Linked DNA regions of Homo sapiens: all the other regions are linked to region 2. Evidence: chromatin loops called from intact Hi-C (ENCODE). Cell type or tissue: dorsolateral prefrontal cortex. All regions are shown on one strand.

What was found. Peaks named below come from ENCODE experiments on the same cell type or tissue, not always from the same donor. Only the 100,000 strongest peaks of a DNase experiment are listed, where the experiment ranks them.
Region 1: a loop joins it to region 2, with 2.3 times the contacts of the local background. A loop is called at or near these places in 2 of 110 quality-filtered maps.
Region 3: it touches region 2 in a loop (11-fold over the local background); 4 of 110 quality-filtered maps call a loop at or near these places.

What each region holds. Positions count from the first base shown.
Region 1 is chr11:119,672,744-119,680,743 of GRCh38, forward strand. It overlaps NECTIN1 (nectin cell adhesion molecule 1), which reads right to left. Exons shown (of 6, transcript NM_002855.5): 2 at 5,672-6,022; 3 at 4,812-5,114; 4 at 4,359-4,476; 5 at 2,416-2,567. Among named protein-coding and RNA genes, the nearest start is that of NECTIN1-AS1, 33 kb to the right of the region's middle. RefSeq lists enhancers at 836-1,385, 1,406-1,455, 3,976-4,270. In dorsolateral prefrontal cortex, a CTCF peak has its summit at 1,240 (motif pointing right); a DNase peak (open chromatin) is centred at 1,197; H3K27ac peaks cover 4,380 bases.
Region 2 is chr11:119,887,899-119,895,898 of GRCh38, forward strand. No RefSeq gene overlaps it. Among named protein-coding and RNA genes, the nearest start is that of LINC02744, 100 kb to the right of the region's middle. RefSeq lists an enhancer at 1,123-5,051. In dorsolateral prefrontal cortex, a CTCF peak has its summit at 3,677; DNase peaks (open chromatin) are centred at 3,743 and 4,823; H3K4me3 peaks cover 1,273 bases; H3K27ac peaks cover 3,011 bases; H3K27me3 peaks cover 922 bases.
Region 3 is chr11:119,971,745-119,979,744 of GRCh38, forward strand. No RefSeq gene overlaps it. Among named protein-coding and RNA genes, the nearest start is that of LINC02744, 19 kb to the right of the region's middle. RefSeq lists enhancers at 3,485-4,167, 6,322-7,196. In dorsolateral prefrontal cortex, no CTCF peak of the experiment used is centred here; DNase peaks (open chromatin) are centred at 2,897, 4,017, 4,307, 5,189 and 1 weaker place; H3K4me3 peaks cover 2,966 bases; H3K27ac peaks cover 6,336 bases.

The DNA of each region.
Region 1 (8,000 bases), 220 kb before region 2:
TTTCCTTCCCATGCTTCCCTGGCCTGGGCATCCCGCCCTCCAGCCCTGCCTACTCACTCATCTCCCAGCAACCACTCAGTGCTCCTTCCTCAGGGGCCCAGGTCCCCAAGAAGCCATGCCAAAGCGAGTCTGCGCAGGTGTGCAGTGGCCCAGCACACACGTGTTCTGCATATGCGTGTCCCTCCAGCACACCCCCTGCTGCCCACCTTCTGCCCTGCCCCAGTCACTCCTCATTTCCCTTTCCAGATGTGCCCAGGGTAAAGTTATTACCCGAACGAATGCCCAGAATGAAAAATTAAATTTCCACTTATCCCTCTCGCTCATGCATTCCCTCTGGACCAGTGGGGCTTAGAGCAAGGGCATGGCTGTGCCCTGCGGGGTGGGCTCCCCAGAGAATGTGGCAGGCACGGGCCGACGTGGAATGGAGGGTGGTGAGGTCAGCTGCTGCTTGGAAATTGCCTGAGAGCACAAGAACAAACAGCCCTGAGAAGGCTCAGGCCAACTCCCTGAGTCCTCTGGAGGGGGCTGAGAGTCCCTTCCGAGAGAGGCCAGCCGCTCAGCGCCTGGGCCTATCAATGATTCAGTGAGTGCCATGCGTCCCTGGCTCCTGCCTAACGGGGCTGCCAGCAAGAGCCATGTTGTGTCCCTCTTCCAGCTGGGACCCTAGGTGGCCCGGCCCTCCTGCCCCCAGCCCACACCCCTCACATGTTGATAGCCCACCATCAGGGGAAGGTATCACCACGCAGGGAGTACTGCATGATCGTAAGAAGCCTGAGACAAGTGTGAGTATCCCCATATCAGAGGTTAGGAAGCCAAGGCTCAGAGAGGTGAAGCACTTGCTCAAGGCCACACAGCTAGGAAGAGCCAGTGTGTGAACACTCAGGCCAGGTCTGTGCTGTCTCCCATGTGACAGTGCCTCCCTGAGGGGTGGTCATGTTCCCTATGGCCACTCCACATGGAACACAGGCCCTGCCCTTCCCACCTCCCCCTTGACTCCCCCAGTATCTCAGAGCTGGAGCTTGGGTAACCATGAGGCTCATTTTGAGCTGTACTTGGACCTTCCCCGCTGGGGAGAAGTGTGTGACACCGGCCCCTTCCACCTGCCAACCCGTGGAAACCCCCCAGCTTTCCCCAGGCTCCAACCCTGATGCTCCTCCTCCTATGACTAGTCTCGGGGCCAAGGCCAGGGATTGCAGACAACAGCAGGTGGCTCCACACTCCCGCCCCTGGGTGAGAGACGTGACAGAACGGCTCTGAGGACAGGTAGGCGCAGACCCTGGACAACTTCACGTGGCTCTTTCTGCAGCTGTGTCCTAAATATACCCACAAATGAGGTCTCCCACTCCCGAGACACTGGCTCAGAGCTCATGAATCCTCGTGGCTTGCAGGTGTGCAGTGGCTTTGTGGCCGGAGCCCAGCAACTGCCGACCAGTCTTCTGTGTCCCTGAGCATGTTACTTCCTATATCTCAGTCACAGTGGGACACCACTTCCTTTTTTAAGACACTCGGTCACCCTGTCACCCTGCAGATAGCTCAGGTCCACTGTAAAAGACGCTCCCCATGTGAAGTTGTGATGGCAGTTTACCCCTGTGTGGACTTGTTTTGATGCTTCCATTAATAATAATGATGATGATGGAGGTCAGGGTAATAATCACGGAACATTGGCCATTTATTGACAGACTGATCTGTGCTAGGTGCTTGACTTACATCACGTAGAATTCTGACAACAGCCCTTCAAGGTACATCATACTGTCCCCGTTTTACAGATGGTGGGGGGGGCCCTGTCCAGGGTCACAGCTGTCTGACATCAAGCCCATGCTCCTTTCACGTCCCAGGTGAAGTCTCTCCTCAGAACATCCTAGCTCTTGTCCTCCCTTTGCCCGGATAGATAAGTTGACAGAAAGCTGCAGGGAAAGCTCAGTTGCAGGGCACACAAAGCACTATGGCTTTGGGCTACATCTTCGCTTTCTCTCCAGTCTCCCTGCTTGAGGTAAGCCTCACTTTCTGGCCCATGAAGAGGTCCTTGACCACAGGTGCAGAGCTTGGAGGAGATGAGCTCCACCTGCAAACCTATCCCCACCATGCCAGCATCCCACAGCGTGTTCTGCTGGCAGATCTACGGGCAGGTTCTATTGGCCCCCAAAACAGCATTGCTGTAAACAGCACTTCCTTCTTCCCTCTCAGAGCCTTCCTCCTGCCCCTCTCTGATTGGGGGTCACCCTGACTGTCTCATTTGCACCCTTTAATGAAAGAAAGAGAAAAGCAAAGCAAAACCAATGGCCAGAGCTCAAGGGAGAACTAGAGAAGCAGGAAAAGGAGATAATCTTCCTGCAGTGGCATTGCTCAAAGGTGAGGGATGCAGGTGGCGAAGGAACCCGTGGGTGCGGAGAGGCTGGGGAGGATGCAGCTTCCTACCTGTGATATTGACCTCCACCTGGCCTGAGCGTGTACCGATGGGGTTGGTGGCCTCACAGATGTAGGTCCCTGCCAGGCTGTAGTTGATGGGTCCCTTGAAGAAGAGGGTTCTGTTCTGGGCCTCCACACCCTTGGGGAGAGAGCCATTTAGCCTGTGGGAAGTGGGAGACACAGCGTAGGGTTATGACTCTCCAGCCTCAAGAAGCTGTTCCTGGGTCACCCACTTGGCTCCAGGCCCCCTAGCCTTTTGCTGAGCTTGTGTGGTAGAGTCTGTCTTTGAAGGAAGAAAAATAATAATAATAATCTCTTTCACTTGGTAGTTTTATATTATTCAGCTTTTCATATTTGATCATAATATGGGAATATAGGCAGGCTAGGTAGGTGCCGGTCCCCCTTAACAGATGAAACCTGAGGTTCAAGGCCAGGGAACCACAGCTAGCAGGCAGCAGCATGGGAGCTCCAGCCAATTCTCGGGACTCCTGGTAAAGTGCTCTTTCTACTTTCCATTCACGTCTCATGGTTGTTGGTCCTTGGTCTCCTGGGCAGCTGGTTAATAATACAGATGCCAGCCAGGTGTGGTGGCTCACGCCTGTAATCCCAGCACTTTGGGAGGCCGAGGCAGGCAGATCACATGGTCAGGAGTTTGAGACCAGCTTGGCCAATATGGTGAAACCCCATCTCTACTAAAAGTACAAAAATTAGCTGGGTGTGGTGGTGCACGCCTGTAGTCCCAGTTACTCGGGAGGGTGAGGCAGAAGAACTGCTTGAACCTGGGAGGCGGAGGTTGCAGTGAGCCAAGATTGCGCCATTGCACTCCAGCCTGGGTGACAGAGTGAAAATCCGTCTCAAAGAAAAAAAAAAAAATAATAATACAGATGCCTTGGTTCTAACCCCAGATCTCCTGAAGCAGAACCACTGGGGCAAAGACCTGGGAATCTGTATTTGACAAGCCACTCAGGTAACGAGATAGGAAGTATGTTCCATTCCACTACTTTGTGTTTTTGCTGGGAATGTCACAGGACCTTTTCATGTGGGAAGTGACTTGCAAATTTGCCAAGGACAAAGGATCTTCTTCCTTCCTCCTGACCCTCAAAGGCCACAAAGCTATTCTGTTGAACCTAGCAGCTCCTGGGTCCACAGAGCTGAAACCAGCCAGCAGGCTCTGCCCACTCACACCTTCAGAAGCACTTTTTATTCCAGGAAGTGGAGGATCATAGGTAGGGCATACCAGTGCCCTCTGCTCCCCAGAAAAAGAAGGCAGACTCCTTCTGGGCAGCTGTCTCCTGGCCACCCATATCAACCTTCTCCTTGGTTCCCCACGTCCCTGTCTTTCTGTGTGTTCCATCCAGCTCTTCTCTGGGAAGAGCCTTGGCCCCAGCTGTCAGAGCCGGCTGGAGGGGAGAAGGCGAAGGCAAGGCAAGGCGAAGACCGTGAGGCCAAGAAGGGGATGGTGGGCCGCAGGGCACGTGCTCCATGAGCACAGGCATTCTAGGCTGGCTGCTGCCTCCTCCCCAAGAATCTGGGGGTGCCAGAGAGAAGGAATAGGGACAAAGAAAGAGCTGAGATGCTCCAGAACACTGGCTTCCCTGGGGACACCTTGATAAAAATAAATACTGGGGGGTTGGGGTGGGAGTGACTCAGACTGAATCACCAAAGGAAAACGACAAAACTCTTTATTAGGAAGAGGGAGGGAAGCAGATCACAAAGGAAACCCCTCTGGCAGAATAGCTTGTTCCATTGACCTTGACACTGTCACACATGGACGTAATGTATATGTGTGTGTTGGGGGTGGGGGTTGTTCTCTCATGGCCCCGCTTCTTACTGAGCCCAGACCCTAATTTCTTCCCTGCCTAAAGGCTCCTGGAGGTAGGATGGTTGCCCCTCATCACCCGTGGTCCAGTCAGCTGTCTTCCAAGGTGACTGGTCAGCCCTGCAGCACTTACGTGGTCCAGTGGTACTCAGTGGCTGGGGGGTTAGCATCAGCTTTGCAGGTGAGCTTCACGTCCATCCGCTGCAGGTACCAGTTGCCATCAAACCCCTCAATGGTTACCTCAGGCTCATCTGTGGGGCAAGGGATGTTTGAAGAGGGTGAGGTCAGGAGAGCGGGACTTAGAACAAGGGAACTTCAGCCAGGAAGGGATGGAAGGAGCAGTGGCATGGAAACAGCCAGGAGAGAGGGAAGTGTGGGTGGGAGGGTGGCAATCACAGAGCCCGGGAGTGGAAACAGGAGGGCGACAGGGAAGGAGGAGAGAAAACGAGCAAAGGGAGGAGATAGGGGAGACAGGAGGGGAGAAGAAAGCACCCCCAGAAAGAGAAAGGGAGGAGAAAGGAGAGGAGGAGGGAGGAGGGACAGTGGCGCCCACCCCAGGAGGCCCCTGGCAGCCAGCCCTGCTCACACTGCACGTTGAGAGTGAGGCTTTCCTTGAAGCGGTCCATGTGGTAGTTGACGATGCAGGCCAAGGACTGCTGGTGGGCTTCCCTGCTGGGCACCAGGCGGTAGCGGCTGATGACCGTCACTGTGCCATTGGGGTTCCGGATCTCCTGGTACTCTGCCTCACCTTTTAACCGAGTTTCCCAGGATACCACACTGGGAGGCTTCCCATTGGCTGAGGTGCAGGTGGCCACCAGGACCTTGTCATCCTGCCCCTTCTTGGCTCGAAGCACTGCCTGGGTACCCTCTATCCAATTGGTGGGTTTGGCTGCGAGGAAGCAGAGAGAGTGATGGGACTAGCCCTGTTGACTTGTCCAAGATGCACCGGCCAAAAGGGCGTGGCATCCGTCAGGCCTTGTCTTCAGGTCCCCTTGGCCATCCCTGCCTCTCAGCTGTGCTGCACCAAAGACTGTCCCAGAACCTCTTGCAGGAAGTTCATCATGTCTAACGTTATGTCCTCCCTGCCCTACTAGTCATATCCCTGTCATCGAGCTTAGGCCTCCTGGAGTCCCAGCATGTCTAAGGCAAGCAGCGCAGGTGGCTCCTTTCCTTACCGTGGTGTCTGATGCTGCTGCCAGCACAGTGCCTTGTGGGCTTCAACCTGAAGAATCACGTTCCCCACTGTCTAGAGATAAGCCCCTGCCCCTAATCCCTAGTGAATTGTGGGGTGGCCTGGCTAGAAGGGACTGGAAGCCTCATGCCTAGAATGATGGCAGCATGCCCACCCAAGGGGGATGTCTGGGGTCATTGAGGCATCCTGAGGATGGCCACGCCCCGAGGTCACAGGCCTCTGGATGAACAGGGAGGGGGCCCAGGGCAGCTTACCCATCACCGTGAGATTGAGCTGGCTTTCTCGATTGCCCGTAGGGAAGGTAGCAAACTCGCAGATGTAGACACCCTCATCCTCCAGCTCCAGGCGGGAGAGGCGGATAGTGCCATCGGTGAAGGAGGGCCGCAGGAATTCCACACGCTCGCGGTAGGGAGCCAGCACGGACACGCCCATGGATGGGTTGTAGATGGCCACGTTCTGCTTGGAGCCATTGGTGGACTTCTGCCATGTGACCTGGGTGATCTTCACGCTGGGAAGCGGGTTGGCAAAGCTGCAGTGCAGAACCACGTCTGTGCCGATGAAGCCATACATGGAGTCGTTCACCTGGACCACCTGGGAGTGGACGCCTGGCCAGGAGGATGGCAGCAAGTGGTCAGTGTCAGGCACAGCCTCCCCCCACCCACACAGTTCCCTGTGCTCTGGCCTTGTCTTTTATAGCAGTCATTATTGTTTTTATTCCGATTGTAAAAATATTAATTACTTGTTATAAAAACACTCTAGGCAACACTGAAAAATCATGAGAAGAAAGTGACAACATCCCATGATCCTTCCGCTCAGGATAATCTTGAAGGATCTATCTCCTTTTACTTTATATCTGTGTATATCCACATAACCATCTATCTATTTTAAAAAGTCAGAATCATGCTGTACATATTATCCCATAAGCTGCTTTTTTACTTAGGGATAGATTATAAACATCACTCTGTGTTAGTAAACATACGTCTGCACCCTCATTTTTGGTTGCTTTTCGAGCAGAGCCCCAGCCTAGGAGCCATGCACTGGCTGCTTTGTCTTCCTGGGCCTTGGTTTCCTCCTCTGTTATATGGGGTGGAGAATCCAGTCCTCTCTACCTCACGAGGTTACTGGGGGAAACAAATGGCGTGATGGACGAGAAGGTGCGTCAGAGGCAGGAGGCTCTGGATGAGCTTGAAGGCCCACGGTGGCTGTCATCATGGCCACCCCTGCTGTCTTCTCCCTCGCAGCTGAGTCCCCATCCCCTGGGGTGCACTAGCTGGGCCCCTCTTACCCAGCTAGGCAGAGGGAAGTGGGCACTGCATAAGGCCAGGCCTCCGCTGGCTCCCCATGGCCTTCACAGCCAAATGTAAATGCCTTCTCTTGGCAAGACCTCCTTGCACCTGCCTCTTGTCCACATCTCTCCATCAGCCACACTTTCCCACCATACCAGACTGGGCCCATCCTCAGAACATGCCACATTCCCGGTTTCCTTCCCTCTTCCTCCCATTTATTCAGCCACGATTTGCCGAGTGACATATTCCAGGATCTAGTGTGAGCATTTGGGTCATATCAAGGAGCAATTGAGTCCCGGCCTCCATGGAGCACAGAGCCTATCCACCCAACACTCCTAGACTCTTACCCAGGCAGCTCCCTCCACCTAGATGGCCCTTCCCCTTCTCCACCTGTGGATGGCCCCCTGAGGCCACCTCCTCCTGGGAGCTTCCCTGATCTTCCCCACCAGAGCTAACCTGGCCACCTCTACCTTGGTTCTTTCCTGCCTTGGAAGGTGGTGGTTACACATCTGATTTCTCCACCAGACTGTGAACTCCTCCAAGGGCAGGGTCTGTCCTTTCCATCTCTGTATCCCCAGTGCCCAGTGCAGCATCTGGCACATAGCAGATGCTAGTAAATATTTGTTACTACACAAATTGCAATGGAAGTCAAGAGAGCAGACATTTGCAAGAAGGAGGGAGTGAAATTCCCTCCAGTCTCCACATGGGTTGTGTTATCCCCTTTAGAATGTCCTTTTTTTGGGCTTCCTTACCCCTGAACTTGGCTCAGCTCCCTTAACGTGGGGCGGTTGTCCTCAGCACTAGGCTGTACACTCCAGCTCTCTCCTGAGTCCTGCAACTCCCCACAAGCCGTGTCCTTGCTGTCATTTGTATACTTCATGTCTTTGTATCCTTACTTCACTCACTTTATTGAGCGTCATCAATAGCATTAATAACACCAGGACCTGTACTGACCCAAGGCAGGGGGAGGATCTAAATGACCCCCCAAGGGAGTCTGGGATCCAAGAGTGGGAATTTGGGGCTTATGCTCACTCACCTCCTCAGCGTGACGGGGATATTGTAGCAACACAGGCTCCTCTGAGGGCCCCAAAACCCATGGTCAGTGCAGTAAGTTGCTCCCCTCTCTTCCGCTCGAGAGGCCACAGGCCAGGTCTCTAGGTCACTGCAGTATCCCTGGTGCTCAGCATAAAGTAGCTACTCAAGAAATGCTTGCTGAATAAGTCTATCTTTGGCTTCACCAAGCCAGGCCCTACCGTGTTCTGAAAGTTTCCCTGAGGTTCCCCCTTCTCTGTGCTGA
Region 2 (8,000 bases):
GGCAAATCATCTTCCTTGTCCCCATCCCTTTGCTGTCTTGGCAGCAGAAGGGATTTCAGTTCGACTTTGGGAAGAACATCCCTGCTCTCCCTTTGAGAAGAATCTTGGACAGGTTCCTATTCTTTCAGGGATACCACAGTGTGGTCAGGTTGCTACTTCTTGACACTGCGTTTGGGTTAAGCCCGTTCCACTCCTGTCTTTTGTTTTTGCTTTTTCCCCTAATCGTCTATAGACTTCCCTGGTGCAGAGCAATCACCCTATGGAGCATGGCCCTGAAGCTGAGGGGTGCAGTGGAGGCCATGTTCGGGGTCGGTGGTGACATAATCCTGGAAAAGCTCCATCTGTCATCTCTGGCCTTTTACTGTTGTAACAGCACTTATGGTCCCAGCCAACTGCTGAGGAATCTGTCTGTGGTTTAATTAGCCTATAACTCCAGCCTCCCCTACCATGCAAGAAAGCAATAAACAGCTTCCGTCCTCTTAGAGGGACTGGGAAGTCACAGCAGGGGGAGCTCCATGGGGCCTGAGGCCAACAAGGTCTTTGAGGACAAATGAAGGACTTGGGGACCCACAGGGGACTCTTGGCTCATGCCTCCTTTCTCTGCTTGGGCCGTGGGAGGCCAGCCAGTGGACCTCAAATGAAAAATAGCAAAAGTAGCAAAACAACCCCTCATGTTTACAAAGAGCCTCTCATCCATCAGGAGCGTTCTAAGACAAGATCTCAGTAGGAGCCACTGCGGACCTTGGTTTATTCTTATATAAATGAGGCCATTGGGCTCAAGGATTCCTGAAGTCTCTTCTCCGACCAGACTTTTTGTGGGTTCCATGGTCCTAATAGAATTCTGGTGATGTGATGACACCTGGAGCTGGTGTCATTAGCCTCATCTTAGAGTTAAGAATGCCAAGGAGCAGAGAGGGAAGTGACAAGCCACAGCCCATTCAGCGAGTCCTGCCAGAGCCAGACCCAGACCCTGGTGAGGTGGGTGGTGGAAGGAGATGGACCCTGATGTCTGTCTTCTTAGCTCAAGGAGATGGAGGTGGGAGGATGGGGGCCAGAGGCCCTGTAGCTCTTCCCCTGATCCATTTTGAGGAAGGGTCTATCCTATCACCCTGCAAGAGCGGGAGGCTGGGGAGCTTATCTGGTGATGGTGGGGCATCTGGTCCCCACATGTGCAGACCAGGATCCATGCCTGAGCCTCTCCACTAGCATACCTACTCCAAGAACGTGGTCTATTTTGTTTCCTGTGGTATCCCCAGTGCCTAGAACAGTATCTGGCATAAGATGGTACCCAAGTAATGCTCGTCATTGAATGACTGAGAGACAAGTCTAGGCCCCTGGGATGCCAGGGCCCCCATTCCCCACACCCTGATCCTCTCTGCAAGTCCAGACACATGAGCAGTGTAAGCATTGCTAGCCGGGCACTGGGCCACAAAGGTTTCCGAGATCCAGAGAAAATCCTCCCCTGCTTGGCTCCCCACTTTTTTCTGGTTGCATCTGAGCACCCCCTGACTTTCTGCCCCTTTCCCTCACCTTACCCAGTCCCCTCAGTGTGTGATGGATGTCCTGCCAGGGACAGAGGGTTCGATCTGGATTTCCAATCTCCTCTGGATGCACCAACGCCAAAATACAATACACAATTACAGGGACACGATACATTAGTGATCACTGAGAGAAAGAAGCCCCTTTTAGGCAGCAACGCCAACGGCTGTGTCTAAACTTATGGATACAGTCAGCTCAGAGTCCCTCCAGTCCCCGGGCAGGAAGTGAGCAGTCTCCAATACCCCATACCCATCCTCCCTCTGGGAGTCCTTCCAGGCTCCAGAGCCTCAGTTACCTCTACCTCTCCCATGTAGCCAGCACCATTCTGTCCCTTGGGGTTTTCTCCCTCTGGCTATAGCAGAGGACTTGGTCTCCCAGCACCTACTCTGTGCTGCCTTCCAAGCATGTACAAAAGCCCTTTTCCTTCCAAGGGACCATCTACTGGGCCATTTAGGGAACAGAGGGGGGGTGACAGATCCCACAAGATAAGAGACAATCATGTGGGCTGCCACCTGCACCTGCGAGTCACCATCCCTGGCCTTCACTTCTTGCCTCCACGGTCACCACTGTTTGCCCTGCTGGCCACTGGCTTCTCTTTCACCCCAGATACCCAGAGGCCTGGAAACACAATCTGGGCAGTACAGGAAATGCAACTGCCCTCCCTGTCTCTAGGGCCGGACCAGCTCCAGACGGCCTCCTGCCTGGGCTGCATCTGTCTGCACAGGGTGCACCAAAGAGAGGATCACCCCCTCCTCTCCAGAGTTTTGAAAGCTAGGATTCAGGATCAGGATCTGTAAGCCCCTAAAATTACATGACAACTTGGTGTCTATGTGTATCTGCACTTTTTCTGGAAAGAGGTTTTCATAGCCTTCAGATTCTCAAAGTCCTTTAGAACAAAAAAAGGTGGTCCATGCCTACAAGGGTGGTGACAAGAGCCGAGTGGGTGTGGGGGCTGAGCTTGCTGAAATAGTAAATAGGAGTTTGGAAGTTTATTTTATTGCCTTAAGCCCGGAATTACATTTTCTTTGCATGTGGATGAGTCTGCTTTTCTGGTTTGCCAAATAGGTTGACCATTGATGTCCAGGTGAACACACAGAGTTAGCCCAGCCCAGACCACGGCATAAACCCAGGGTGTAATTCAGCCCCAGAACAACCCCCAGGGCAGGGGCCAAACACCTTTAAAGCAGAGCCCAAGCTATCGCAGCCACCCAACCTGAACACTCAGTGCGCAGCTGACAGCCAGCTGGACGTGGGGCTGAGTGACCTCAAGCCTAGGCTGAGGGTCCCTCAGAACACAGCCCCTTCCCTCAAACCCTTGGGGTATTGGAAGAGACTCCGCTGAGGCCCACTCCCAGCTACCAGGTGAGGACTCCAGGCACCTTGCTTGTGATCAGGCCTCCAATCTCTGCATATTCCAGGAACATGAGTCTGAGCTTGCTCGTCTCACTGAGAAAGCACGCAGGCCAGGAGACCAAGAAGCAGGTGGGAGGTAGGTGATAAATATCACAGCCCCTCAGCCTGCTGAGACCGTATGACCTTTGTTGAATCACCTAATCTACTTGGCTAATTATGCCCATTTCCCCTTCTCTCTTTTCCTCTTACTTTTCCTTCCTTGTCACAACGTGGTACTTCAGAAACTCTCTCGGAGGAATTTCAAGGAGCTGGCTGGGTCTCTGTGGAACACATTGCATTATCTCATTACGATCTCGCCTGGTGATCGGATTCCGTTAGCTGACTCTCTTTATTAGCAGGCAAAAGCAAACTTATGAAATGCCTTTAAACCTGGATTTCCTTAACAATCTATCACTGGGGAACTGACAGCTCTCGCTCGCTTCCCTCTGCCAGAAAGAATTAAGATTGTTCCTAATTTAATCTCTCTTCCGCATCGAAGGCGGATATTTGTGTTTCAGCAGCAAACTTGTATTAAAGGCTCTTGGGTAGGAGGCTTTGGATCGTCACAGACTAACTCTGATAGGTGTCTGTGTGCCTTCGTGCAGATGGGGCTGGCCCTGGCTTCAGGGGCCCTGGGCAGAGGCTCCCAGATGCTGCCCTTGATGAAACTTGCAGCCCTGTGGCCCTGCTGGGAAAAGATAAGAGGGCAGATTTGAGAATCACTGGCTTTGTAGTGTCAGCGTAAGGGTGTTGGGGGATGGCTGAGGCTGTCACAGACACTGCCCATTGTACAGCTGTCTGGCACGTCGGCCCTCTAGCTTTCTACAAGTCAGAATCACCAGGCTGCTCTTGACAGCATTCCAGCTGAGCTGTGCCCTGGCTGTACTCCCATGGGCATGGTGCAGGGATGTTGGTACCCCCCCAAGTCCCCTTTGCTGGATGGGTGCAGCCCATCCCCCAGCCCCTGTGTGTGTTGGCCACTAAAGCCCCCAGCTGCCCCTTCTCTGGATAATTCACCTGAGCTGAGTAGGAGCTGCCTGCCATCAGAGGCTAGCTACATGCCTTCTCAGTTCCCTTGCCCTAAGCCAACAGCTGATGACCGACTAACAGACAGTAGGGAAAAAAGACCGGGCCCCTTGCCTCAAGGTGAGCCTGACCTTGTGGTATCATTTGTGCTCCTAAGCTCCCGGTGGATTGAGACTGAAGCTGATCTCGGGCCCAGACCACATCCTTATTTCCTTCCTTCTCCCCATTTCTCCTGAGAACGCTTCTCCAGCAACACTTTCACGAATGTCTGCTTCTGGGATATGGTTGCCCTTGGGCTGCTTGGGCTTCTGGGCTCTGATGTGCCTCCCTCTGGGTCAGATTGGGCATGGAGGGACTTGCTGTGGACAGTCGAGGCTGGTGGTACCCTGCAGTCAGCCGTGAGCAGTAGCCTGGCCCCACAGGCTGCTTCCTGAGGACCTGGCACTTCCTGAGAACCCCCACACACCCACCCACCATGGAAAGGTTTGGCTGTGGGTGCCTGCCTGGGACACCCCCCATCCTTACTTGTGGAGCACATAAGCTGCTCTCCGACACTGCTCTGAACCATGGCCTCTTAGACACGCATCACCCCAACCAGGACTGTGGAGCCTGACGTGGCGCTCCCTGCCAAGCACATCACGTCCCCTCCAGGCACTCTGCACGGAGATTTGGGTGGCTGCAGATGAGGGGGAAAGAGCTGTGTTGGAAAATCCTATTATCTAGCCAGGCCCCCACTGTTAGCCCATGCATGAAACCAATTTACAAAGTGTGAGTCAAAAGCCTCCAAGGACCGCCTGTTCTTGCGGGAGCCCAGCAATCACCCTGCCCGCGGGCCTCTGCAGACGCAATGCCGTCTGCGCTCCGTCCACTGAAAAGCTCTGCTCAGAGATGTCAGTCAGTGCCCTGGGCCGGCCACCCCCCTGCTCTGCTGGATGTCGGGAGAATGTATTACTGAGAGAGAAGAGAAACACTCTGAATGGAGCATGATTATTTTCAGATCTCCATTTTGCTGATGGCTTGAGCAAGCCCAGGTGAGACTCCTCGGGTTACAGAGGTTTTCTGAAGGTCATACTGTCTGTCCATCTTCTGTCGCCGGGTGCAGGCAGGGGCGAGGAGGCTCGGACCATAGTTGTAACTGGGGCAAGGCACTTAACCTCCTCTGAGCCTGGGCTTCCTTTTCTATAAAAGGAAAACACCTGCAGAGGGCTAGCAGGGCTCCATGAGATGACGCACACAGAAGTGCCCACCACACAGTAGGCCCTCAACACATGTTTATTATCATTTTTGCCTGAAACACAATAGTTTCTACAAGGGTCCCAGGAAGGAGATGCTTCTGTTTTCTTTGTAGAATAATCTTACGTGTCTTAGCCTGTGTAACAGGCAAGAAAGTTCTCTGATCTATCCAAAGTGTCGCTTATGGAAAAAGAAATTACTCTGTCTCAGAAGAGACCTGTTACTACTAGCTAACACTGACCGAGTACTGCCTGTGTGCCAGGCACTGTGCTGGGTATTTTACACACATTTAACTGTTTAAGCCTCACTACGACCCTGGGTGCTGGATACTGTTATTATACCTGTTTCACAGATGGAGAAACTGACAAACAGAAATTGCCCCAAATCACACAGCTAGTAAGTGAAGATGGGATACAAGTACGATGTAGAAGATGTTAACAGAGGGACACCATGAGATGCTTATCTCAAATTCAGTCACCCAGCGTGTGAGACCAGAGTTGGGGATTCTCTGCTCTGCTTCATCTAGGGAAGCTGCGGCTGGAGAAGTGGGCCCACCCTCTCCTCACACCTTCGTCCCCCTCCTCCTGGCTCCCCATATCAGATTTGAACAGAAATTGGGCCACTCCATCTTTGACATTAGCCTCCTCCTCAAATGTCCCAGCAGGCTGGGGAGAGCCTCAGAGATGGGAGCCGGCTTGGGCCTACAAATCTCGCCTTCCTGCCCAAACCGGGGTTCAGCCCACTAGGCCATTTTCATCCAGCGGGTCAAAAAGGGCATTGCCAAGGCTTCTCTTCCCCCGATCTCCTGCTTCTAGGTGTCCTGTTTCTCAGTGGACAGTGTTGATCCAACCAACTACAGAAGTCTGTCCTCCATTTCCCAGGGACAGGGGTTCTGGTCCCTTCCAGGGGCAATGAGAGTGACCTCTAGGTCTTAGTGTGAAGGATCCTGGAGGTCACACAGAACACAGCAATGACATGTGTGGGCTCTTGAGTCAAGTCAATGTTTGTATGTACTGGGACCTCACTTTCCTCACCTGTAAAATGGGGAGTTGGGGGGATTTAATGTGTACAATGCAGTGGCTAAAATAGGTTAAATAATGGCTACTACAGTGGCTAGACCCAAAATTAAAATTTGCCTTTCCTGTTTGGATCATCTGGAAAATTCACTTTTTTTTTTTTTTCTTGAGACAGAGTCTCACTTTGTCATCCAGGCAGGAGTGCAGCAGTGGCACGATCTCAGCTCACTACAACCTCCACTTCCTAGGTTCACGTGATTCTCCTGCCTCAGCCTCCTATGGAGCTGTGATTACAGGTGCCCACCACCACACCTGGCTAAGTTCTATATTTTGAGTAGAGATGGGGATTTCACCATGTTGGCCGGGCTGGTCTCAAACTCCTGACCTCAAGTGATTCACCCACCTCGGCCTCCCAAAGTGCTGGGATTACAGGCATAAGCCACTGCACCTAGTCTCACATTTCTACTCAAAGCAGTCGTAAGGTTCAGTGAATCAATGTGAGGGCTTTGTCTCTCAGCTTGATCTACAAGTTTTTGACAAACCAGAGGTGAGCGGAAAGGAGAAAGAAGCTGAGGTGAGCAGGCAGGTGTGGGTAGGGATGGCCAAGAGGACCATGAAGCCAAGCCGGTTATTTGTCTCCAGGTGAGCCTGGGGAGCCCAGAGCTCATTAGAAGCCCTTGATCAGCTAGCAGTGGACGCAGCCTGGTTAGACAACTAGGCCCTCTCTAACGGGGCCTCCAGGGGGCTGCACCACCCTGAGTGGAGGGTATCCTCTGGTCACGGGTACTCCGTCTCGTCCTATGTGGCAGTCTGCAGAGTGTCAGCACTGGTCCTTCCCAGCCCCACCCCGACCCTTGTGGGGTAGGGTGATGGTGGAGAGCCCTCAGGCACTACAGAGAGAACTGGGCTGTCTGTAACCTCCAGGCACCATGGACCATGCTTCAGAATCCCCAGGACCTGAAAACCTGCCCTCTCCATGGGACGCACAGGACCACGTCATCAGTGGGTGACAGATGCTCCCAAAGAGATCCTGCACCCCTTCTATGACCAGATAGGGCTCCACTAGCCCTTACCTGGTGCTCTGCCCCCAGAGCTGGGCACCAGCCCCTTTTCTACCGTAAGGGTCCTCAATGTAGCCCCTTCACCCTGGCAAAACTCCAGCATGGGTCTGATAGACTCTCTCCTGAAAGTATTTCCTGACCAGGACAGACACTGGGAGCCCACCTGTCGATGAGCCAGCCAGCCCTGGTGAACTTCCAAGGGTCACTGAGGGCCCTCCAGACCGTACGAAGTGTCCATTCTCTATGAAAGGGGCCTTTCAGCCCCACAGACAAGAAGGTCCCTGCACATGTGGAAAGCACTGTGGACCCAACGAAGGCTTCCACAGGAAGGCAAGCGGGAGTCCTTCCTGCCTCCAGGTCTTGGCTTGGAGGAAGGAGAATGGCAGAGAAGAGATCACAGGGCTGGTCCTGCCTCGAATAGTGTTGTGAGTCTTTCTGAGCTGAGTTTAGAGGCAGCAGTTCAGAAGGAACTACAGTTTCCCTCCTCCTGCGCAGGCCCACAGGGGTGCTCACAGGCCAACAACCTGCGCCACTGGTTGGAATCACCCGGGAGCTTTCCAGAACCCTAATGCCTGGAGTCCTACCCAGAAATTCTCATTTTGATTGGAATGAGGTGTGGCCTGGGCACTGAGATTTTTAAAGGCTCCGATCTAAAATTTTTTAAAGATTTTTAATCTTCAGCCAAGTTTGAGAACCCTGGAGTCCACATGCACATAGAGACAGCAATGGCCCC
Region 3 (8,000 bases), 84 kb after region 2:
AGATCCTCTGCCTGTAAAATGGGGATAATAGCACCTACTGCTGCTTGCCTCACAGGGTTGTTATGAGATTAAAATGAGATTACGTCCATGAAGGCTTTCTGCATTTCGTCAGGTATCATGGGGAGCACTGGTAGATTATTAAGAGAAGGTGGTGTTTGTTACACAATTTGGAAGACCTCAGTTGGAGTCCCCACTTTCTTCCTATGACTTAGGCAGGATGCCCAGTGTCTGCTCCTTGGTTTTCTGATCTGTACATTGGCAATAACAACACTGCTATGGTCTTAATGTTTGTGTCGCTCAAAAATTCCTATGTTGAAATCCTACCCCCACAAAGTGATGGTGTTAGGAGGTAAGGCCTTTGGGGGTGATTAGGTCGTGAGGGTGCAGCCCTCCTGAATGGGATTAGTGCCCTTGTAAAAGGGCTGAAGGGAGCCTGTTTATCCTTCTGCCCTTCTGCCATGTGAGGGCACTGAGACAAACCACCATTTATGAGCCAGAAAGCAGTTCCTCACCAGACACCAAACTTGCTGGGGCCTTGAACTTGAATGTCCAGGCCTCCAGAGTGGTGAGAAATATAAATGTCTGTTGCTGGGAAGCCACCCAATCTGTGATGCTTCATTATAGCAGCCTGAAAGGACTAAGACAGACACCCATCCTACTCTACTTTGTTGTGTGGGTCCAGTGAGACAACACAGGTAAAAGTGTTTCATGACTGTAAAGTGCATGTCAGACTGGGTCGTTATGCTGATGGCAGGACCTGGAGTATGTGCCCCTGCCTGGGGTGGTGCTGGAGCTAACTAGGGGACAGTCTGACAGTTGGGGTGCAGGTAGTCTAAGATCTTAGGGGGCCTGGTGCCCCGCCAAAGCCATGCCCTTCTAGTGGAATATTTGAGGAATCTAGTGGCAAACTAGCCCCTGACCTGGTGGAAGGGGCTCCCTGGGGCTGTGATGTCTCTTTCCTGGACCTCATAACTGGAAAGGAGACAGGCTGGATGTTTCTTCTAGAAACGCCGCCGATGTTGTGAACTTTACAACAAGAGTCTAGTCTTCGTCGTTTCTTCCTTTTCCACAAGTCTTGGGGAGTCTCTAAAAATAAGGTACAGGAGACCCTGAGCCTTTTTGAGAAACAGGAAACCTAAGGGTGTCTTCTATCTTCACGTTTTCTTTCTTTTTTATAGTTACAGCTTCAGGGAACAGATGTGCAGGTTTGTTACATGGATCTACTGCATAATGGTGACGTTTGGGCTTCTGGTGCACCCATGCACCCAGGTAATTTTTCAACCCTCACTTCCTTCCACCCCACTCCCCTTTTGGAGTCACAAATGTCTATTGTTTCCATCTTTTTATGTCCATGTGTACCCATTGTTTAGCTCCCACTTATAAGTAAGAACATGCAGTATGTAACTCTCTGTTTCTGAGTTATTTCACTTAGGATAATGGTCTCCAGCTCCATCCATGTTACTGCAAAAGACATGATTTCATTCTTTTAAATTCTTTTACATGGCTGCATAGTATTCCATTTTACACACACACACACACACACACACACACACACACACACACATACACACACTACATTTCCTTTATCCAGTTATCAGTGAATGGTAACAGAGGTTGGTTCTCTGACTTTGCTATTGTGAATGCATCTCCATATTTTCAACCACACAATGCCGTACAGTGGTTTCATTTCCTCCTCTATAAAACAAAGACAGGACTGGGCACGGTGGCTCATGTCTGTAATCTCAGCACTTTGGGAAGCCAAGGCAGGTGGATCACTTGAGCCCAGGAGTTCAACACCAGCCTGGGCCACATGGCGCAACCCCATCCCTACTAAAAAAAAATACAAAAAAATTAGTCGGGCCTGGTGGCACATATCTGTAGTCCCAGCTTCTCAGGAGCCTGAGGTGAGAGAATCACCTGAGCCTGGGAAGTTGAGGCTGCAGTGAGCTGTGATTGTGCTACTGCACTCCAGACTCCAGCCTGGGCAAAAAGAATGAGATCCTATCTCAAAAACAAAAAACAAAACAAAACAAAAAAACCTAGCTGGTCTGAGAGGCAGAGGGGGCCTGGGCCTGACTCCCTGCTGACTGAAGCTTGCTGCTGTTCACCAGCCTCATGGCACATGGGGCTCAGTTTCCTGTCTCAGCAAAATGACAAATGGCTGCAGATGGAGGACTTTGAGGACACTCACAAATAGCTGAAATGGAAATGTGAAATCCAGGAATGCCATGTGGAATTCCCTTGTGACAGAGTCCAAATGGGAACTGGAGGCCTTGGCTTGAGCAGGGTTCAACCCCAAGACATCACACAGGCTGCAAGATCACATCCCCAGCCTGGGATCCAGTGTGCCCTCTGCTGTCTTCTGGGGCTCCATTTGCTTTTCTGACTACCGGGACTGACATCTGTGAGTGAGAATGCCTGACGAGGTAAATGACATAATGCATCAGAAACTCCAGGGGCCCCAGACAGTTTTTCCCAGGTTTCGTCCAGAGCAGGGGAGAGGGCAGCTGGAGAGGCCATGGCCAACATGTGGCTGGGCAGGCTGGGGAAGAAGGGAAGAATGTGCTGAATCGTTCCAAGCCCCTCAGAGCTGTGGCAGACAGATGTGGAGTCTGGCCAGAGGTCCCTCCTGCTGTCTTCTCTGAGCCCTGTCTATCTAGATACCTCTGATGGCTGGGGTCAGGGAGGAAGACAGGCCCCTGGGCCACAAACGGGACAACAGCAGCTCTACCTTTCATCTCTGATCCGCTTGCCTCCTTCCCCATGGGGGAAGATGGCCCCAGCATTTGTTCTTCCCTGAAATGCTTGTTGAGATCAATATACAGGCAGGCCCAGAGGGGAGCCATGTAATGGAACATTGTCTTCCAAGTTCCGAGCTGTCTCCCAGGACTCCAGAAGGCCGGCTGTGGCTATGTGCCCAGTGAGAGTCCCACACAGATTTCTGCAGTATTGTTAGGGTTTTCATCATTAGTATCGACTTGCTCCTCATCTGGTAGACACATAAATCTCTCATCTGACCAGAAAAAAAGTGTTGTGGTGGGAAGAACACTGAGCTTTCAGCAAGAATCTTGGGGTCTACCTTAGCCACTAAGTCAGTGCACTAGTGGCTCCTCATCTGTAGAATAGGGGTGAGCAATTCCTGTTCTGCTCGCCTCACTGGCTCACATGAAATTAAGAGTGCAAAATCATCTCGACTGAGGGAAGAGAAGGCACCTGTATTGAACACCTGCTACATGTCAGGTGCTTTACCACAGGGTCTTCCCCAACTCACTGAGACTTTACATATGGTAGCTCATTAATCCTCTCGGCAGCCTATAGGTGGCTATTGTCATGACCATTTTACATGTGAGGGAATGAGCCTTGGAGAGACTCAACGATGTGTTCTAGCCAGTAAAGGGTGAAGCCACATTATCCAGGACAGGCAACATCGGCATCACTTGGGAGCTGTGAGAAAAGCAAGTTCTCAGACCCCACTGCAGACCTGTGAATCTGAGTTCCCAGCGATCTCCTCTGCATGGTGTTGATTTCTTTCTAAGTATTCAAATATAAGCCCAAGTATAAGGTGCAACAATAGTACAATAATAGCATACCCACTCTGGGGGCAAACTCTCCCTCCAGGAGGCGTTTCTGACAAATTCTGGTTCCTGTTTCTTGGAATCCAATCCTACTCAGAAAGTTAGAAGCACAGGCCCTGCTGGGCTGCCCTGTCGGACACATGGGGAGAGTCTGGAAAGACACTCACCCACCCCACGAGACCCCACCCCCAGCCTGGGGCCAGTTCCTCCCTGGAAATGAGGCAGAAGAAATCCACCTCTTTACTCCTGGAATTTGCTTCCCAGATGAGTTCCCTAGTTGGAAAGATTGTGCGAGTTCCTGGGGCCCTGGAAGGCTTTGAAGCATTTTCCCTCTGCATCTAACACTGCTGGCCCCCCACCGGGCAGTGATTGGCTTCGGAGCCCCTCCCAGCTTGGATACAGAAGCCGCTCCCGCCAGGACGCCCAGTAAGTGACTTGATCTCGGCGCTGGCAGATGGTGGAGCTATCAGAGCTGCAGCTGCCTTGGCTGCACACATCCCTCTCGAGGGAGCTTTCCAGTCATTTAGCTCCACTGCGGACTCAGAGCCAAAATTAACAGTCTCCGGTGGGCCCTCAAAGCTCACCACCCACCCAAACACTCTGGCTTGCTGTCATTCAACAGATAGCCAGTGGGGAGCGGGGCCCAGACTCACCCTCCCTGCCCACCACCCGCAAGAGGAAACAGCACCACCACCTCTTGTGCCACAGCTGGGCCGGTCCCAGGAAGAAGCCAGCTGGGACTTGGAGTGACAAGCCTTCCCTCTGATGTGTGTGCAGGGGGTGCCTGGTACAGAGGGACAGCAACCACAGAGCACTGCAGACGCCAAGACATGGTAAGGGGCCAGGACAGCCGAGCTGCCTCCCATCTGACACTGGCTTCTCAGGGGCTAGGCCGGGGGGCTCCTCCAGGGGTGGGTGGTGACAGTGTGCCCAGTGGTTAAGTGCCCGAGCCTTGGAGTTGGACACATTTGGGTTCAAGTGCAGGCTTCAACAGTCATTCACTGTGTGGTCTGGGGCAAGGTAGCCAACCCCTCTCAGCCTCCGTTTCCTTATCTGGAAAATGGAGATAATTACCCACAGTAGTACCTACCTCAGGTAATGAGGATTTAATGAGAATGTTAATGAATGTTAAGAGTTTAGCAGATGCTCGACAAATACTAAGTACTTAATTAATCATACCTGTCATTATTCAGTAGGCCTGCCCCTGCTGCAGGGCATACAACTTAAAAATATACTTAAGAATAAAGAAAAGCAAGGGTCAATGGATGTGGTTGTTCATTCAAAATCCCTATTGTGAGAACCTACTGTATGCAGGGTGTCTTAGTCCATTTGGGCTGCTATAAAATAAATACCACAAACTAGGTAGCTTATAAACTATAGACATTTATTCCTCACAGTTCTAGAGGCTGGAAAGTGCAAGAGCAAGGCACCAGCAAATTTGGTGTCTGGTGAGGGCATTCTCTCTGTGTTCTCATCTGGTGGAAGAGGCAAGGGATCTCTGTGGGCTCTTTTATAAAAGCACTATTCTCGTGTATGAAGGCCCCACCCTCCCAAAGGCCCCACCTCCTAATTCCATCACTCTAGAGGCTAGGATGCCAACGTATGACTGTTAGGGACACACAAACACCTAGACCCAGCACAGGGTGCTGGTGGTGTGATGAGGAATAAGCTGTGGACCCGCCCTCGTGGTGCTCACAGAGGAGAGGGAGCCTGGTGGGTCATGCTCAGAGCTTACAGAATGGCAAGTATGCTGGGACACGCAGAGATGCCGTAGAAGCCCATGGCTGAATATGAAGGAGCCTTGTGACTCAGGGAAGGTTTCTTGCGGGAGGTGATATCACAACTGAGTCTTAAAAGATGAGTTAATGAAGCCACAAGGGGCAGGTGGAGCAAGAGGGAGAAGATAGAGTGCAGCAGGAAGCCGTTGAGTGCGCTCAGAGCACTCTGGGACCTGCAAGCAGCCCCGCATGCCTGGAGCCTAGGGAGGTGCAGGAGCTCTGGGCCAGGGCAGGTCACAGAGGACCTTGTGTATATGTCCAGGGGTTAGGACTTCTTTATCCCGAGCACCTGGTGACTAACTCACTAAACAAAAAGATAACGGCTAAGTCTCTGAAGGACTTTAAGCAAGGGAGTTGCACAGTCAGGCTTTCAGTTCAGAAGGCTCACTCTGGCTGACAGGGAGAGGACGTCCAGAAGGGGCCTGCACTGGAGGCCCATGCAGAGTCCAGGAGATAGTGGACAGGCTGGGTCCAGAGGTGTGGCCAGCAGGCTGCCCCCACTCCCAGGAGATATGTTGGTGAGGCGGGAGGAGCCAACACAGAGGAATGGAGTAGGGGCCTGGGGGGACCGGACAGACAGGCTGGCATCTGGTTGTGGAGATGGAAAAATAACTGGACAGGAAAGGGAGGGACTGCAGCAGGTCTGTTGGATGGGGAAGAGGAGAGGGCTATGTGGGAAGGAGGTAAGGGGGCAGGGCAGATTTGCCTGACTCAGAAATGCCTAGAGAAGAAAGGCCATGGAGGCAGACGCAGACTGGGGCAGAAGGGTCCCCTTGAGGCTGCCTGTGTGGGAGCGCTTACACACTATCCCATGGGGCCGCTGATCTGCCCCTCCTGATTACCCTTCATCCTTCAGCACTTCCCCTGGGCCAGGCTCTGTGCTGGGCTGAGGGAGCAAAGAGGAAACGCCTTGGCCTCTGCTCATGAGGCCTCCCAGGGCAGGAATGTCCAGGAAGGGGGTGCCGTCGTTATTGTCCCCACCTTGCAGAAGACAGGACTGAGTGTCTGAGCCTGTGACTAGTCCGGAGTCATGCAGCCAGTTAGGGACAAAGCTGTAGTGAGAAACGCGGTGTCTGCTGTTAAACGTGGCGAGGTTTACACTGCATTATTCCAAGTCCCGGGAGGAGAGCCCCTGGAAAGCATCTTTGTGCTGGCAAAACCCTCCCTGAGGTCATGAGTCGGTTAGGCACCAGTAAAGGGTGCCAAGGTGAGGATGGAGAAGGTGGTGAAGGAGGGTCCAGCTCCACTGCTGAGGCACACAGCTCCCCGGCAGGGAGAAGCGGCTCGCGTGAATTCACATTCAAAACGCATCTGATGCACCATGTTCATTTCATCTTCAAGTCTTCCGGTAGAGGACTTCTGCCTCCCAACAGCTCCCTGGAGCCCCCTGCCCTTCAGGAGGTCCTTGATTTTCTCCATAATGATTCTCAGAACAGTTTGAAACCCATTTCAAACACAGGGAGTGAGGGACGCCCCGGCGACCACCAGCCCCCTCTGTGTTTGCCACAATGGGGGAATCTCACAAGATGGGTTTCCGTGCTTCCGCCTGTAGGAGTGTCCTTTTCCACAACCAGGGACTGGCGTGTGCCCTCTCCACCCTCCCCAAGCCCAGATAGGTGCCCACAAGCAGAGGCAAGGCCCAGGTCCCTCTTGCCCCAGCAGCTGGTCAGAAAATGAGAAGAATGAGCAGGAAGATAAGACACCACACGACCAGAGCCTGGAGGGCTGAGCCGGCAGACAGAGAAGGGGCACCCTCCCTCGCCCTCTTCTCCTCCCTCCTCCTCCCAACATCTGAGGCCACTGACCCCTCTCCTGCACCAGTGACTCCTGAGACAACAGAGCTTCAGGGGTGAGGAGCTCCATTTCTGGTCTAAGAGCTGGGGTCCCAGAGTCCCAAGATGCAGCCCCAGCAGGCCAGAGCAATAAGCTTTTTTCCTTGTCCACATCCCATGGGTCACTGCCCCTCTGTCAGAAAGGGTGGGCACCACTGCTGGCTCCGGAGGGTGAGGTCAGAAGAGGAGAGACCATTCCACCTGATGCAACAAACACTTGTTCATTCACTTGCTCACTCACTCACTCATTATCATTATCAGTATTATTATTTAGCACCCACTATGTGCCAGGCATTGGGTTAGCCTATAGGAATAAGCAAAGCAGGCCCAGTTCCTGCCCTCGTGAAGCCTGCAGTTCAGGTTGTTGCACACCTACTGTGTGCCCTTCTTGGAGTCAGGTAGTAGAGGAAGCTCCAGGATGAATGAGCTAGAAATTCTGCCCTCAGGAGATGTGGCAAACAAGCAGCCCCATTCCAGGCTGTCCCTGGCAAGGGTGTGGCTTGGGTGCCAGTGGACTCCAGAGGCTGTTCCCCTGGTGCACGGAAGCCTCTACGTTCCGAAAGGGAGGGGCTCACTCAGCCTCCCTCAATCACCTCTTCTCCTCTGACACCTTCTATACCAAGATGACCTTCCTGATCTCAGACCTGGACCTCCCCAGCTGCATTTTAAAATAACATGCTGTTATTTTCAATTGCAATGGCAGTCCTGCTTTCTCCAGAAATTTCCCCTCGGTTTAATACGAATGGAACTGGGAGCCGGAAGAGGCCTGGGGCTCTGACCCAGCTCCACCACTTAGATTATGACCATGGGATGGC